2 separate regions of the Homo sapiens genome follow, and region 1 is linked to region 2. A link is an interaction called in ENCODE POLR2A ChIA-PET data of the cell type or tissue named here. Cell type or tissue: OCI-LY7. All regions are shown on one strand. Each heading gives the region's core, and the rest is flanking DNA. Links, peaks and the distances in the headings are about the cores only. Region 1 overlaps SLC5A9 (solute carrier family 5 member 9). Region 2 overlaps LINC02794 (long intergenic non-protein coding RNA 2794).

The links. ChIA-PET counts read pairs that join two places held together with the same protein. Peaks named below come from ENCODE experiments on the same cell type or tissue, not always from the same donor. Only the 100,000 strongest peaks of a DNase experiment are listed, where the experiment ranks them.
Region 1: POLR2A ChIA-PET joins it to region 2 with 24 read pairs; 2 of 35 experiments call an interaction of 5 or more read pairs at or near these places.

Annotation. Positions count from the first base shown.
Region 1 is chr1:48,226,634-48,229,133 of GRCh38, forward strand. SLC5A9 (solute carrier family 5 member 9) reads left to right here. Exons shown (of 14, transcript NM_001011547.3): 3 at 2,217-2,321. Among named protein-coding and RNA genes, the nearest start is that of SLC5A9, 5.2 kb to the left of the region's middle. In OCI-LY7, for the core only: no CTCF peak of the experiment used is centred there; a DNase peak (open chromatin) is centred at 1,218; H3K4me3 peaks cover 378 bases; H3K27ac peaks cover 467 bases.
Region 2 is chr1:48,075,515-48,087,180 of GRCh38, forward strand. It overlaps LINC02794 (long intergenic non-protein coding RNA 2794), which reads left to right. Exons shown (of 15, transcript XR_007066073.1): 5 at 8,433-8,518. Among named protein-coding and RNA genes, the nearest start is that of LINC02794, 32 kb to the left of the region's middle. In OCI-LY7, for the core only: no CTCF peak of the experiment used is centred there; no DNase peak of the experiment used is centred there.

The sequences.
Region 1 (2,500 bases), core at 1-2,500, 150 kb after region 2:
CCATGAACAGTGTGGGGCTTGGGAGGCTGAGAGCAGAAGGTGCAGTCGCCCGTCCTCTTCCAGAGAGGTCTGCATGGTCCTCCTCCCCATGCCTCCCCTGCTGATCTTGTTGATGTCTCCTGGGTTAGGAGCAGGAGAAGTGAGGTTAAAAACCCTGGGCTGGGTTGGGGTGGAGGTGCCTCACTGCTCCAAGAACTGCCTGGGGGAGGCTTCTTCCCCTGAAGTAGGAGGCCTTGGTGTTCTTTGCTCTGACTGGGTGGTTCAGCCCAGCCCTACCAGCACCCTGGGACCGCCTGAGAGAGGAAGAGTGAGTGTGTGTGTGAGTGCCTGTGTGAATTTGTTTCCATGTGTGAGTATGTATGCATGTGTGAATGTGGGCACTGTGTGTGTGCATGAGTGTGCTTGTGTGTGTGTGCTTTGCGAATGTATGTGCACGTGTGTGCATACCTGTGCGTGTGAGGGCATATGAGGACATGTGCATGTGTGTGAGTGTATGTGTGCGACGGTGCAAGTGCATGAGTGTGTGTGTCAGAGTGTGTGTGCGTGTGTGTGTGTACTGTGCCTGTGTGTGAGTGCATGTGTGTGTGCATGTGTGAGTGTGTGTGTACTGTGCCTGTGTGTGAGTGCATGTGTGTCAGAGTGTGTGTGTGTATGTGTGAGAGTGTGTGTGTACTGTGCCTGTGTGGGCGTGAGTGCATGTGTGTGTCAGAGTGTGTGTGTACTGTGCCTGTGTGTGATTGCATGTGTGAGAGTGTGTGTGTACTGTGCCTGTGTGGGCGTGAGTGCATGTGTGTCAGAGTGTGTGTGTGTGTATGTGTGAGAGAGTGTGTGTACTGTGCCTGTGTGGGCGTGAGTGCATGTGTGTGTCAGAGTGTGTGTAATTGCATGAGTGTGTGTGTACTGTGCCTGTGTGGGTGTGAGTGCATGTGTGTCAGAGTGTGTGTGTGTGTACTGTGCCTGTGTGTGTGATTGCATCTGTGTGTGCATGTGTGAGAGTGTGTGTGTACTGTGCCTGTGTGTGTGTGAGTGTACATGTGAGTGTGCATGTGCACATGTCAGAGGCGCTAGCACCAGGGCCTCAGCAATGTCAGGCCTGTTCCTCATTCTGTGCCTTTACACTGCTTACTGCCTTTGTCTGAATTTCTCAGTGCTTTTCCTCTCCTCTCACTTTCTCTCTCACAGCACCTCCGGAAGAACAGGAAGTTGGGCGGAAGTGAGTCCCACATTGTATAGGTGAAGAAGCTGAGGCGTTGATAGAGGAAGTGATTTTACTGTGGTGACATAGTATACAAAAAGGAACACGGCTCTGCCCCTAGCTGCCCCCAGCCCTCTCCCCGAGGTCTCCTTAAGCCTCCTCCCAGGCTCCAGAGCCCCTTCCTCTCCCCCTTCTCCCCTCCCAGTCAGAGATCCCATCTAATAATAAGAGAGAATATTGACCAAGTGCTCATTAAGTGGCAAGCACCATTTGTGTAGTGTTACTGGAGCCAGACAGCCAGGGATTGAATTCTCATTTGGTCACTTACTAGTTCTGAGACTTGGGCAAGTTACCTATCTGTGCCTCAGTTCACTCATGGGTAAGATGGGGATAAAAGTAGCACTGAGGGTTGTGGCGAGGATTAAATGAGTCCCCAAACTCAGAAGGCCAGCTGGTTCCTGGAGATGCTGCACAGGCCCTGACTGCCCTGATCATGCTCACCATCATCATTGCTCTCTACTGCCTCCAAGTGCTTGGCTGCGCCCCTGGAGAACTAACTCAGAGGTCGACCTGGCCTGTGCTCAGTCCCTCGGCTCCTCCCTCTGCCTGGCTATCCCTGGGGTGGTGGGAGGGCCTTTCCTTCCCTCCTGTGGGGCTTCCCTATCCCCTTCAGCTTCCTTCCTTTGGAGGCCCTCAGACCCATGGCCTCAGGGCGGAGGTCCACACTCCCCACTTCCAGGCTTCCTTCCCACTTTCCCTTTTTTCCCACTTCACCATTTACTCACTGGGTGACCTGGAGCCATGAATTCATCTTTCCTTACATTAGTTCCTTCCTCTGTAACCTGGGATGACTAATACCCCTCCCTGCGGATATCTGTGGAATTAAATGTATTTATGAATGCAGTGCCTGGCATACAGTGGGTACCCAACAAATATCAGCTCCTCACTACTCATGGTCCTCGCTCCAGATTCATTCAGATCACTCCTGACTCCTGACCCTTGACCCAACTGTGCCTTGCAGATTGGAGCATCTCTGATGTCCAGCAATGTGGGCAGTGGCTTGTTCATCGGCCTGGCTGGGACAGGGGCTGCCGGAGGCCTTGCCGTAGGTGGCTTCGAGTGGAACGTAAGGAAGCTGGCCTGGTTTCTCCAGAATACTGAGGGTCTAACCCACCTCTGTCTCTGGCATTAGTGCTGGGAGGATCCTTAGAGATGCCTGGGAGGCTACATGGTGAATCGAGAATCCATTTCACAATTGAGAATCCATTTCACAGATGAGGAAATCAAGGTCTGGAGGAGACAGAG
Region 2 (11,666 bases), core at 4,295-6,794:
TTTGTGCTGCTATAGCAGAATAACTGAGACCGGGTAATTTAGAAGGAAGAGAAATTTATTTCTTATGGTTCTGGAGGATAGGAAGTCCAAGATCAAGGAGCTGGCATCTGGCGAGGGCCCTCCTGCTGCATCGTCCCATGGTGGAAAGGCAAAGAGAGGGCAAGAGATTGAACTCCCAGCCTCACGCCCTTTTATAATTGGCATTAATCCATTCATGAGGGTGGAGCCCTCATGGCCTAATTACCTCTCATTAAGCCCCACCTCCCAACACTGTTGCATTGGGGATTAAGTTTCCAACACATGCTTTTCAGGGAACACATTTAAACCATAGCACTACTGTTAACCTATTAACAATAATAGCAGTAATAAACTTCAAACTTCCTTTAAAAGCAAGATTTTTTTTCCCCTCACTACTTGCTTGGACCTGGAACTGCTGCTGGCCTGCAGTGAGAAAGAGGCTCAATCTCCTGCAGTGAGAAAGGGGCTGTTTCTTCTTTCTACTTCTCTGTCTATGTCTTGCTAACCATTGTGGATTTATATATATATATATATATATATATATCTCTATTGTCAGGAATGGGAAGAGAAAAAGAAGGAAGAGGAACAGGAGAATTTTTACTGGACAAGTATAGAATTGAAGATACAGGGTCTCTCTGAGCTTGGCAGGCATTAACCTTACTTCTTCTTTCATTTGGTATATTTGTGGGTTCTTTGGAAAATCCCCACCCCCAACTCATGCAGGTGATCCCTGATGTGGGTAAATGCATTTTGATTCTAGCTGGCTCCTTCAGATTCCTTCCCCAGCCCCTAGGCATCTTCCAGCACCACCTGCCTCTTTATGCTGAGGTCCTTCATCCCACTAGATGGTCCTCTGACAGGGTTTAGGAAGACTTAGACCATCTCTCTGTCGTGTGTTCCAGATCTAGTTCAAGAAAACACATCTGCATTCTCTACCTTGATAAACTGAGAATTTACATTGTCCCCAGTGCAGCAACCTCCCTTTATTCTTCTGTTGGGCAGCTGGTCAGCCGGCATCTAACCTTTTACATTTAGCAGTGGGAATCAGATTCTAGTTTACAGTATCCCCCAAATATAGGGAAAACATCATGTTCTCCAACTATCCCATTAAAGTCACTTTCCCCGGGCTTGAGTTAATGGAGGGAGTGGACAAAGACACACGATGTACTTACAGCTCTTTCCAGAAAAACCCTATCTAATCCCCCACTTTGTTCTTGGCCTCTCCCACCTCTTTTATATGCCAGAGTTGAGTAAGGATCAGCAAGGAACCTCAAAAGTAGTTTTTAATACAATCTTTTGCAGTTCTTACAGGTTGGTCCTACACTGTACTTGCAGAGGTGGTGTCCATTATCTTGGGGCCTCCCATGAAATGTGGACTAATGTAGTTTATGTTTTTTTTCCAAGGCAAAACTCTGAGGTAGATATTGCTACCTGTATTTCATGGTTGAGAAAACAGATTGGGAGAGGCTAAGCAACTAGCTCTAAGCATACAGCTAGTGGGGATTAAAAACCAAGTTAATCAGATCAAAACCTGAATTCTTTTCATCCTACATGAAGATTGAGCTTTACCTCTATAGCAGCTGGTGGATATAAAAATGCTTGAGGGCCTGCCACACAGCCAAGTTAAGCATCCACATCACAATCGAGTGTGACTGTCAGCTCCTTATTAATCTTGAAGCATGTTCCTATCCATGAACTCATTTGCTGGGACATCATCCAGGACAAGAACCTTCCCAATGCCCATTGAATTGCTTTTGAAGAACCCAGCAAATAAAGTCTTTCTTGTGCTTGACCCAAGCATTGATTACCTCTTTCATTTTATCCCTACGGTTTTTAGTTAATTTCTTCTGCTTTTCAGTTCTGCTGATTATTATGTTGGAGAGAGACCCTCAATTAACATAATCTTTATAATCACCAACAACATGTATTTAAAAAGTGTTCATTTGTTTGTAACATCTGCCTTTATCTTGTTCATCTCTGTGTCTGCAGCAGTCTTAGTACATATTATTACTCCATAAAGGGTAGTTGAATTAATTCATTAGCTAAACAGAGTTAATTTAAGGGTGGGTTAGAGTTGGGGAAGGAGAATGAGAAGGAGGGAAATGCGTACCTATGGGAGCTGTAATGTCAACCAACCATGGCTCATACTCCCAATTCCCTGGGCATGCCTGGGTAAGGGTCTGTTAGCTTCAACTTTCTCACCTGACCAACAGGGATAAGGGTCTCCGTCCTGTCAGCCTCACTGGGAGTGTAAGATGAACCTCCAACAAATCATCGAAGTAGAAAGACATAAAAAAGTATCACACATGTGGGTTTAGTCTGGGAAAACAAAACTTCTGACTCAGCCTGGGTCTCCTCAGACAGTGGGCTAGGAAGACCCAGAAAACCACTCTGGCCTGTGTGAGTTGCAAACAGAGGCTTCTACTTTCTGGGATAAATTATCCATGAGGCAGAGGCGTCAGGGCTGTCTGCTCCCTGTCTGGCCTCCTTTGCCATCTCACTTCATGAGGCATAAATCCCCAAGACTCCCCAGTCATTTCTTATCTGCGTCAGTGTTTATTTTTTTAAATTGTGTTCCGCCCTCTTTTCTCTGCTTGCTATTTTATAGGGATATGGGCCAGGAGGGCAGAATCCAACTACAAATCTCACAGCTCTCCCTGCTGAGACGTTGGGACAGAGGGAGTGAGCTATGGTGGTCTGAAGCGTAGATGTTCCAGCAAGGGCCAGAGAAAGTGCCTTGGGGTATTTCCTGAGAAGTGGGGCTCTGAGATTTGCTCTCCTGGTGTGCCCAGACCTCAGAATGCAGAATCCAGAGAGAACAGAGAGTGTGCTCATGAGAAAAGGACACCAGGTGTGCTATTGGACTCATCTCCATCACACCTAGCTGGGTGACATTGACTAAGCTACCGAATGTCTCTTAGCCTCATTTTAGTCTTTAATGGGCATGACAATAACTCTTAAGGTGATTGTGAGGATCAACTGGGATGACCCAGGCCACTGTGTCTAGCATACCACCTGCCATGGGAGGTGTGCAGTACACATCAATTCCTCTTATCTTCAGCTGTGATTGTGAAGTAATGCATTTATCATCTAGTGTTCCTCAAGACTCTTGAATGTAAGCTCCTTCTAGGCAGGGACTTTGTCTGGCTTGTTCACCCCAGGATCCCCATCACCCAGTAGAATGCCTGACATATTATCTGTGCTCAATCAACGTTGGCTGAATAATGAATGAAACCAAATTCTCCATATGATTTCCATAGGCACAGAGAAATTTCAATATGAGAACATTGCTACAGAGACATACAGACATTCGGAATCAGAAAGGGCTTTTGAACAACATGCAACTTGAGGTCTTCTTTGTTGACAGGAAGACGCTTAGGTTCAGAGAGGGAAGACACTTGGCCAGGATTCCACCAGATGTTAGGGCTGGAACCCAGCTCTTCTGACTCCCCATCTGATGTTCTTTATACTACATTATGCTGTCAGTCATGTCTTTAAGGTAGAAGAGAAGGGTAGAGAATTATGAAACAGAAAAACCTAAGAAAAGGAAAGCGAAGGGAAAGAAAGCATTTCCACTCAAGTTGAGAGAGAGACAGATAGTCAGAAAGACAGACAGACAGACACAGATATAGAGAAAGACAGAGAGACTCAGGACTGGGACCTAAGAGGAATTAAATCCAAAACATACTATGTTACATGACAGACAGCCTGAGTGTTACTTCAGAACACTGAGAACTCTCCCCTCATCGTGGGCTCAGCAGTGCCCTTGACCTTTATCCATGTGGGTCACAGCATGAGTAACCTTGGTAAAAATGGGGAAGCCTCAATTTCCACTAGAAGCCAACCTCTATTGCCTATTTCAGCCTGGCTAGCAAGGCTTTGTTTTCCTCATAACCTACACAATGGTGTCACTACTACCAACACTACCCTTTCCAGCAGTTCAATTACTACTATAAAAGTTCATATCTTTCTAATGCTTATTATGTGCCAGGCACTGTCCTAGTATTTTACATGCATTAACTCAGTTAATCCTCATAGCCACCATCGTTTTACAGATGAGGTTAAGTAATCTGCCTGTGATCATCCCATTGGTAAAGAGAGGAGCAGCAGCACAAAGGCCAGACATCTCTCTCGGGTTAAAGCCCAGCACAAGCTGTCCTCATGTCTCACTCTGGCCTTTCTCCTGCTATCCTTTCAGAGGTCACCTTGTTTTCACTGAATCGAAACAGATTCTTCCATTTTATTCTGATGTGCTTTAACCACACTTCCTACTCCTCCATGTCTGCAAATATCCAAATAAAATACCGTTCCAGGCCCTGTGCTAGGGGCTGGGAATGCAGATATGAGAAATGGTGCAGTCTAATAGGGAGGCTGACATTTAAATGGAACATTACAAAGTAGTTCTTTAAGTACTAAAGAGAAGCATGACCCCAGCACCTGGGGAGTTAGAATAGGATTCACAGAAGAGGAGGAAATATTTCATCTGCCTCTGAGTTGAGTAAATGACCACCAGAAGAGGGAGGGAACAGAGAGTGCAGGCTGAGACATGCTGGTGCAAAGCAGGATTTGGGGGGAACAAGTGGGGTTTACAATGGAGAGGGGCAGAACGTGAGACTGGAAAGGGCTTGAGGTCAAGATGTAAAAGATTTGAAGACCAGGCTAAGGGCTGGCTTTGTCTCCGTGATAATGCTTTATTGATAATGATCATGAATGACAGACCTGGCTGACCCCCATATTGACTGACACACAGAGGAGCTGATTGGCTGATAGAGGTATGTGTCAAAACTTCTCCATAGCAACAGGGAGTATATTGGAGCCATTTCTGTTGAAGGCCCAGCCCTGCTACGACAGAGAAAATTCTCTTTCTGCCCTCAATTTCCTCCAAGCTGAGACTTCCTTGCTTCTGGCTGCAGATGATGCTCCTGGCTCTGGGATACGTTGGGCCAAGAATTTCTGCCAGCCTTCTGGGCTTCTTATGAAATCAGACATTTGAACGAGGCCCCAGTTTCCCAACACACGCCTAAATCACTTCCACTGTTCTGAAACCTACTCCATGTATCCACCACTCACCAGAGCTAGAGGGGTCTGCAGCCAAGCTGGGAAGAATCAGACCTCCGAAACTCTGAACCGTGGGAGACCAGGTTCAGAGTTGCTAGGACTTGCTAGGACCAAGTTTGCAAAAGGCCAGGCAGTCCCACCCTTAGCCCTGGGAGGAGAACTTCCTAAATGTACAGCCACTAGCAGTTTAATAGCTCTGGGGCCAGCTCATGTACATAAACTCTCAGTTTTATTTTGATATTTATAGTCACTTGTAAAATAAATAACACACTTGATTGGAGGTTGTTAAGTTGGTGCTCACTGCTTGCCAAGGGCCTGGGAAGCCTGCTGGGGTGTGACCACTCTGGGCATTCTACAGAGAAGCTTGATTGCTCTTCCTTCCACCCTGAGTCCACAGCACTCTTTCCATGTGGTGTTGTTCCCACCTTAGACCTATTACTCCCTCTCATAGGCTCTCTCAGAGCTGGCTAAGGCCTCTCTGACTTCCTTGATTCCAGAGCCTCTGAGAGGGAGTAGGAGATACTCTGGCATCTCCCACTGAATTAGAAGCCTGGTGTTTTAGAATCTAAACATCTTTCAAGCTGAGATTATTAATGTCCAAGGATAGTCAGATTATAAATTGTGAGAAACTTGGAATTCTAAACTATCTGAAACAGAAATAGGGGGCACTGAAATATCAAATGATAAGAATTTCAGAAGTGAGGAGCTTAGTTTGAGTCTAGGCCTCTGTCCTCCATTAGGTTTAGATGAGGCTAAACAGATGTAGCTAACTGGTGTGTGTGTGGTGGAGGTAGGGGTGGGAAATGGCCAGGTAATGATTGGCAATAGGCAGGTAGACCTGGCTGAAGAGTGGGGAAAGGTGGAAGCTGCAGAGAGGAACAGAAGGTGCTGCATTCTCACTGACCAAATGTGTTCATAAGGACGTGAAAGATACCTATGAGGAATTTGGGAACCCTGGGGGCAGGAGCCAGTGAAAATTTGAGCTATTACTATTATGTAACCTCATTTAACTCAAGTTAGTTAGAAGTCTGGACTTTTAGGGCTTTAGAATTAAGACTCAAAGAGCCATGAATGGACTCATGCCTGTAATCCCAGCACTTTGGGAGGCTGAGGGAGGTGGATTGCTTGAGCCCAGGAGTTTGAGGCCAGCCTGTGCTAGCCGTCTAAAAAAATAGACGGGCATGGTGGCACAAGCTTCTAGTTGCAGCTACTTGGTGGCTGAGGTGGGAGGATCACTTAAGCCTAGGAGTTTGAGGCTGGAGTGAGCTATGATCATGTCACTGCACTCCAGCCTGGGCAACAGAGCAAGACCTTGTCTCAAAAAAAAAAAAAAAAAAAAAAAAAAAAAAAAAAAAAAAAAGAATTCAGACTCAAAGCCTTTTAGGCTACCAGATATTTAGACTAGAATCTAGACTAGTAAAGATGTAGATTAGAATCTTAGAATCCTAGAATTCTAGGATAATATAACTTAAGGGTCCTAGTAATGTATCTAGTCTTTTTCCCAGTGAAATAGGCTGGGGTTTGGAGACAGTCTGGGATAAAGAAGACCTACTGTGGGCTATTGCAGCTTTATGAGTTTCACAACATCCAAAGTTGAGCTGGACCTGAGGAGCAATGAGGGAGGGAAAAGCAGCAGCACGTGGTTACCATTAATGATAGATGTAAGACAGGATCTTGATTTAATACTTCTTAGTGCAATTAAAATAAAATTAAAAGAGATGCCCCACTTAATATTCCTACCTTATGCAGAGGGAACGGAGGTCCAGAGAAGGAAAGTAGTATGTCCAGTTTGGAATAATCAGTTAGTGACAGATCAGATCTGGATGTGGGTCCGTGTTGCTTGGCTTCCAGCCAGTTATTTCCTTTTCACTGGTCTGCTCCTCCTGGACTGAGATCACTCATTGCATTCTCTTGACAGCTTTATGGGAAGCAGTTAGTGTATCACTGGCCTGTTTAGAAAAATAAAGGACAATGAAGAAAGGAAATGGATTGTGTGATGGGAGCGCTGGGCAAAATTCATGAGTTAATTCAGGATGAGGCTGTGAATTTTACCCTTCTCCAGCCCAGTTCTGTTTTCCTGTCACAGACCAACTCCTGTCCTTGATGGGCTGAACTGGCTAGTCCCAAAGTGAGGCTTCAGTCTAGTCACAGACGGACCCTCGGCCTTGGCTGAAGACTGAGCCTTGACTTCGATAACAAAATAAGATAAAGCATTTAATGAGAAAATGAGAACACAGGCCATATTTCATACTGAGCAGAATACAGGTCATTTTCTGTACTGAGTCAGATCTTCTGGTGTAGGGGAAAGACAGCAGGCTCTAGGGTCCCCTGGAACAGAGCCTCCTGGTTTCATGAAGAGGGAGTTTCTGAGAAGAAGGCTTTTTCACTATGCACATTTCAGATTTCTCTGCCCCTGTAGATGAGAAGTGACATCTGATTGGTGAATTTGGGAAGAACTTTAGGGCATGTAAAGCACAGTTCTGCTACTTTCTTTATCTTGAGGGCTGTCTGTCTACAAGAAGCACACTTTCTGCTCTTGCTCTTGGGTCTTGTCCTGATAGCCAAGGATGGCCTCATATAGTGCTGCTGTGCTTGGTTGGGAAAGTCTGCCTACTTAGGGGGATGATTTAGCTGTACTATGTCATTCAGGATACCTTTTGAACCAACATCTCCCAAACTGCGGTAAAAGTTAATTTCTTTTTTTTTCTTTTCTTTTCTTTTTTTTTTTTTTTTTTTTGAGACAGTGTTTACCCTGTCACCAGGCTGGAGTGTAGTAGCAGAATCAAGCTTACTGCACCCTAGAGCTCTTGGGTTCATGTGATCCTCCCACCTCAGCGTCCCAAGTAGCTGGAAGCATAGGCACATGCCACCACACCAGGTTAATTTTTTGTATTTTTTTGTAGAGATGGAGTTTTACCATGTTGCCCACGCTGGTTTCAAACTTCTGGGCTCAAGTGATCTATCTGCCCATTTTGGCCTCTCAAAATGCTGGGATTACAGGCATGAACCACCATGCCCAGCCTAAAAGTTAATTTCTTGCTCATGTCACTGGAAGATGTGAAAAGGGTGCTCTGCTTCATGCAGTCATTCAGGACCCAAGTTCCCTCCATTGTGTGGCTCTGGCATCTTCTAGAACAGTGGTTCTCAACCAGGGATGATCTTGCCACAGATGGGGCATTTGGAAACGTCTAGAAACATTTTGGTTGTCACAACTGGAGAGTGGGGAATGCTACTGGCATCTAGTAGGTAGACACCAGAGATGCTGCTAAATATCCTACAGTATACAGGACAATCTCTAATAAAGAATTATCTGGCCTAAATGCCAGTAGTGCTGAAGTTGAAAAATCTTGTTCTAGGGCCTTCTTGGATCATTCAACCAGCAGATGAAGAAAAAGAGGGCGAATGGAGAATTATATGTCAGAGAATTTTATGGATCTTACTGGTAAGTGATGTGTAACACTTTTGCCCACATTCTACTGGCCAGAACTAAGTCACATGACCACATACAAGGAACAAGGCTGGGAACTGTGGTCTAATGATGGCCAGCAAGAAGAGGAAGCAGGTTTGCTGAGCGTCTAACCACTCTCTGCCATAAGACCCATTTGTCTCCAACTATAACCTGTAAAGGTGCTGTTTTGGCCTCCATCTCTATTCTCTTTTATTTCTTAAATCATTCAAATTTAATCACCCATGGATTAAAATACTGAGTAGGGCAAACTGCTTTAACTCTTTGGTCTTCCCTTTGCTAATCTACAACACAGAGTTAATACAAATGACCTCCCAGGGATTGTTGGGAGGGTTTCTCCTGCTCTGTTGCTCTATCTGCATTCTTAAAGGTGATCCCTCCTTCTTCCAACCAAAATAAGACTCTGAGGTACCCCATTCCAGAAAAGGAAGTTTCATCCTGATCATGAAACTCAGTTCTCAAAGAAAGAAAAATGAATATGTTTGCAGGATTCTGAGACATCTTGCAGTTACTCAGAAATTTTCTCTGAAAATAAAAATGGCTACAGAAAAGAATCCTTGACTGAGGGGTAGAGGGGCACTTGACTTCTAGTTCCAGTCCTGCCTCTGAATGGCATATGTAGGCTAGGACACATTCCTTCCCTGGATCTTAGGGCTCTTGTTAGAGAGTGGGCAAGGTGATTTTTCTGTAGCTCTAAGATCCACTGTAAGTTTCTCTGTTGCTTGAATTTCCCTCTCCCCCACCAAACTAATCTCTTTCTTGGCATCAGTACGCACTTAAAGAATAAGATCTTGTTTGTAAGGGAAGGGCACAGTGGAGGTGGGTGGTTTAATGACCACCTCCTCTCCTAGGGAACCAGTTTGCAGAGAGAAACCTTCAGGAGGTTGTCATAAATAACTAGACCCTTATCCTGACTTCCTCAGAAGGCAGTCAGAGCAATGATTGATGTAGCCCATTTGGGCAAGGTTGGAAGGCCAGGAGAATGCTCACTGGCAGATCTGCTTGTAAAGTTTCACATTAACCACAACTGGGCTGGGTGTCAGCGTCTCGGACATCCTTGCAAGGCTTGCTCAAGAGCCTCAAAGACGAGGCAGAGAATTTCATGCCAGGTTAGAAGTGAGAGGTCAGTTTATGGGAATGAAGAGTAAAGGATAAACTCTAGATAACAGTTCAGAGAGAGAACCTTCTCTCTGAACTGTCAAATCTTTTCACTTCCCTCGGCCACATCAGAAAATGAATAATTGTCTTGGGCCAAATATAAAATACATATAAAATACTCATGGTAGCCGATGAGCTAAAAAAGAAAAACTCAAAAAAAATCTCATAGTGTTTTAAGAAAGTTGACAAATTTGTGTCGGGCTGCATTCAAAGCCATTCCGGGCTGCATGCAGCCCATGGGCCTTAGGTTGTACAAGCGTGTTCTAGAGTTTCCTATGAGACCCTTACAAGGATAGTTTTTCTCCCATCTCTCTCAGAACCTCCAGAATACGGCAGGCATCATTAAAACCTACTCTAATTGACATGATGTGTGCATGATTTAAATATTTAATTACTTTTGGTCAAGAGTAAACAATTGTATGTTACAAATTACATTCATAGTAGAAAAATATGAGACATAAAAGAGTTTTCTATGTTTCCTTCATCAGCAACACTGAGTGCTGAAAGGAGGAGCAAAAAAGGGAAAAAGAGTGTGGTGGAAGAAAGCCTGAGACGAAACACTGCTGCCTTCCCTATCTGGCTGCCCCAACTCTTAATTCTCCCCAAAGAGAAGTCATTAAAGATTTACTGTCTTAGCTTGATAGGCAGCTTGAAGCTTTCTGGACCCATGGCTGCCCCTACCCACTTCCCACTTAGAAAGCCTCCTCCTCTCGCAAAGCCTGAGCCAGTCAGCAAGACTCCCTTTCTCCTGAGTTTTCTATCTGAGCAGGTGGTTGTTCTCCTGAGTTTTCTATCTGAGCAGGAGGTTGTTCTCCTGAGTTTTCTATCTGAGCAGGAGGTTGCCCTGCAGCTGCTAACAATCAGGGTCAGAAATCACCTTTGGAGGCAAATAAACATCCCAGGTATGCCTAATCTTCACCGAAGCTTTGAAGAACCACCCACTCACTGCCCCCCACCAGTCTGCACAAGAAGATAGGTCAGGAGAGGGACAGAAATTTGTTATAGTCATTTCAGAAAGCGCAATGTTTGTAGAGGGGATACTCCCTTCTCATGCCCATCCCCCTACTTCTCTCCTAACTTAATCTAAGTCGGGGAGGTGGTTCCAAGAGAGAGCTCTGTAGAGATTGGGAGCACCTACAGGAAGTGGGGACAGGGAGAGGTTCATTTCCTGGTTAGAAGTTTGCTGATGTTCAGAATTTGCAGGCCCATCCCTATTAGGGCACAGTGGAACTTAGAGGGAAAGTTCTAAGAAGAGCTTAGCCTCTCCAAAATTCACTGGAATTTGAGGGTACACATGAACCAGAGATTGAGATTTGCTGTTGCTTCTTTTTTAAAAAACAACCTTATTGAGGTATAATAGACATATTACACATATTCAAAGTGTGCAGTTTTACAAGTATTGACATGTATATACACATCTAAAGCCCTCACCACAATGAAGATAGTGAATAGACCCATCATCCTCACTTTTATTTGGTAAAAGTTTGCCCCTTTGTGATTACTCCCTCATCTCATCCCCCACCCACCCTTCCCAGGCAACCATTGATCTGTTTTCTGTTGTTATAGATTAGTTTGCATTTTCTGGAGTTTCATATAAATAGAATCATACAGTACACACTCTTTTCTGCCTGACTTCTCTCACTTAGTATCAATAATTTGAGATTTACTCATATTGCTGCTGTATGGTTTCTTCATTCCTTTTTACTGCAGAGTAGCATTCCATGGTATGTAAATACACTCATGTATTTATCCACTCACCTGTTGATGGACCTTTGAGTTGTTTTCAGTTTGGGGCTATTACAAATAAAGCTGTTATCCGCATTCATGTACAAGTCTTGTATGAACATATGTGCTCATGTATTTTTAGTTGGAATGGTTAGATCATATGGTAGCTGTAGATTTTGAGACCGCCAAACTATTTTTTCTGAAGTGGTTCCATCATTTTACATTCCCATTAGAAGAGTAT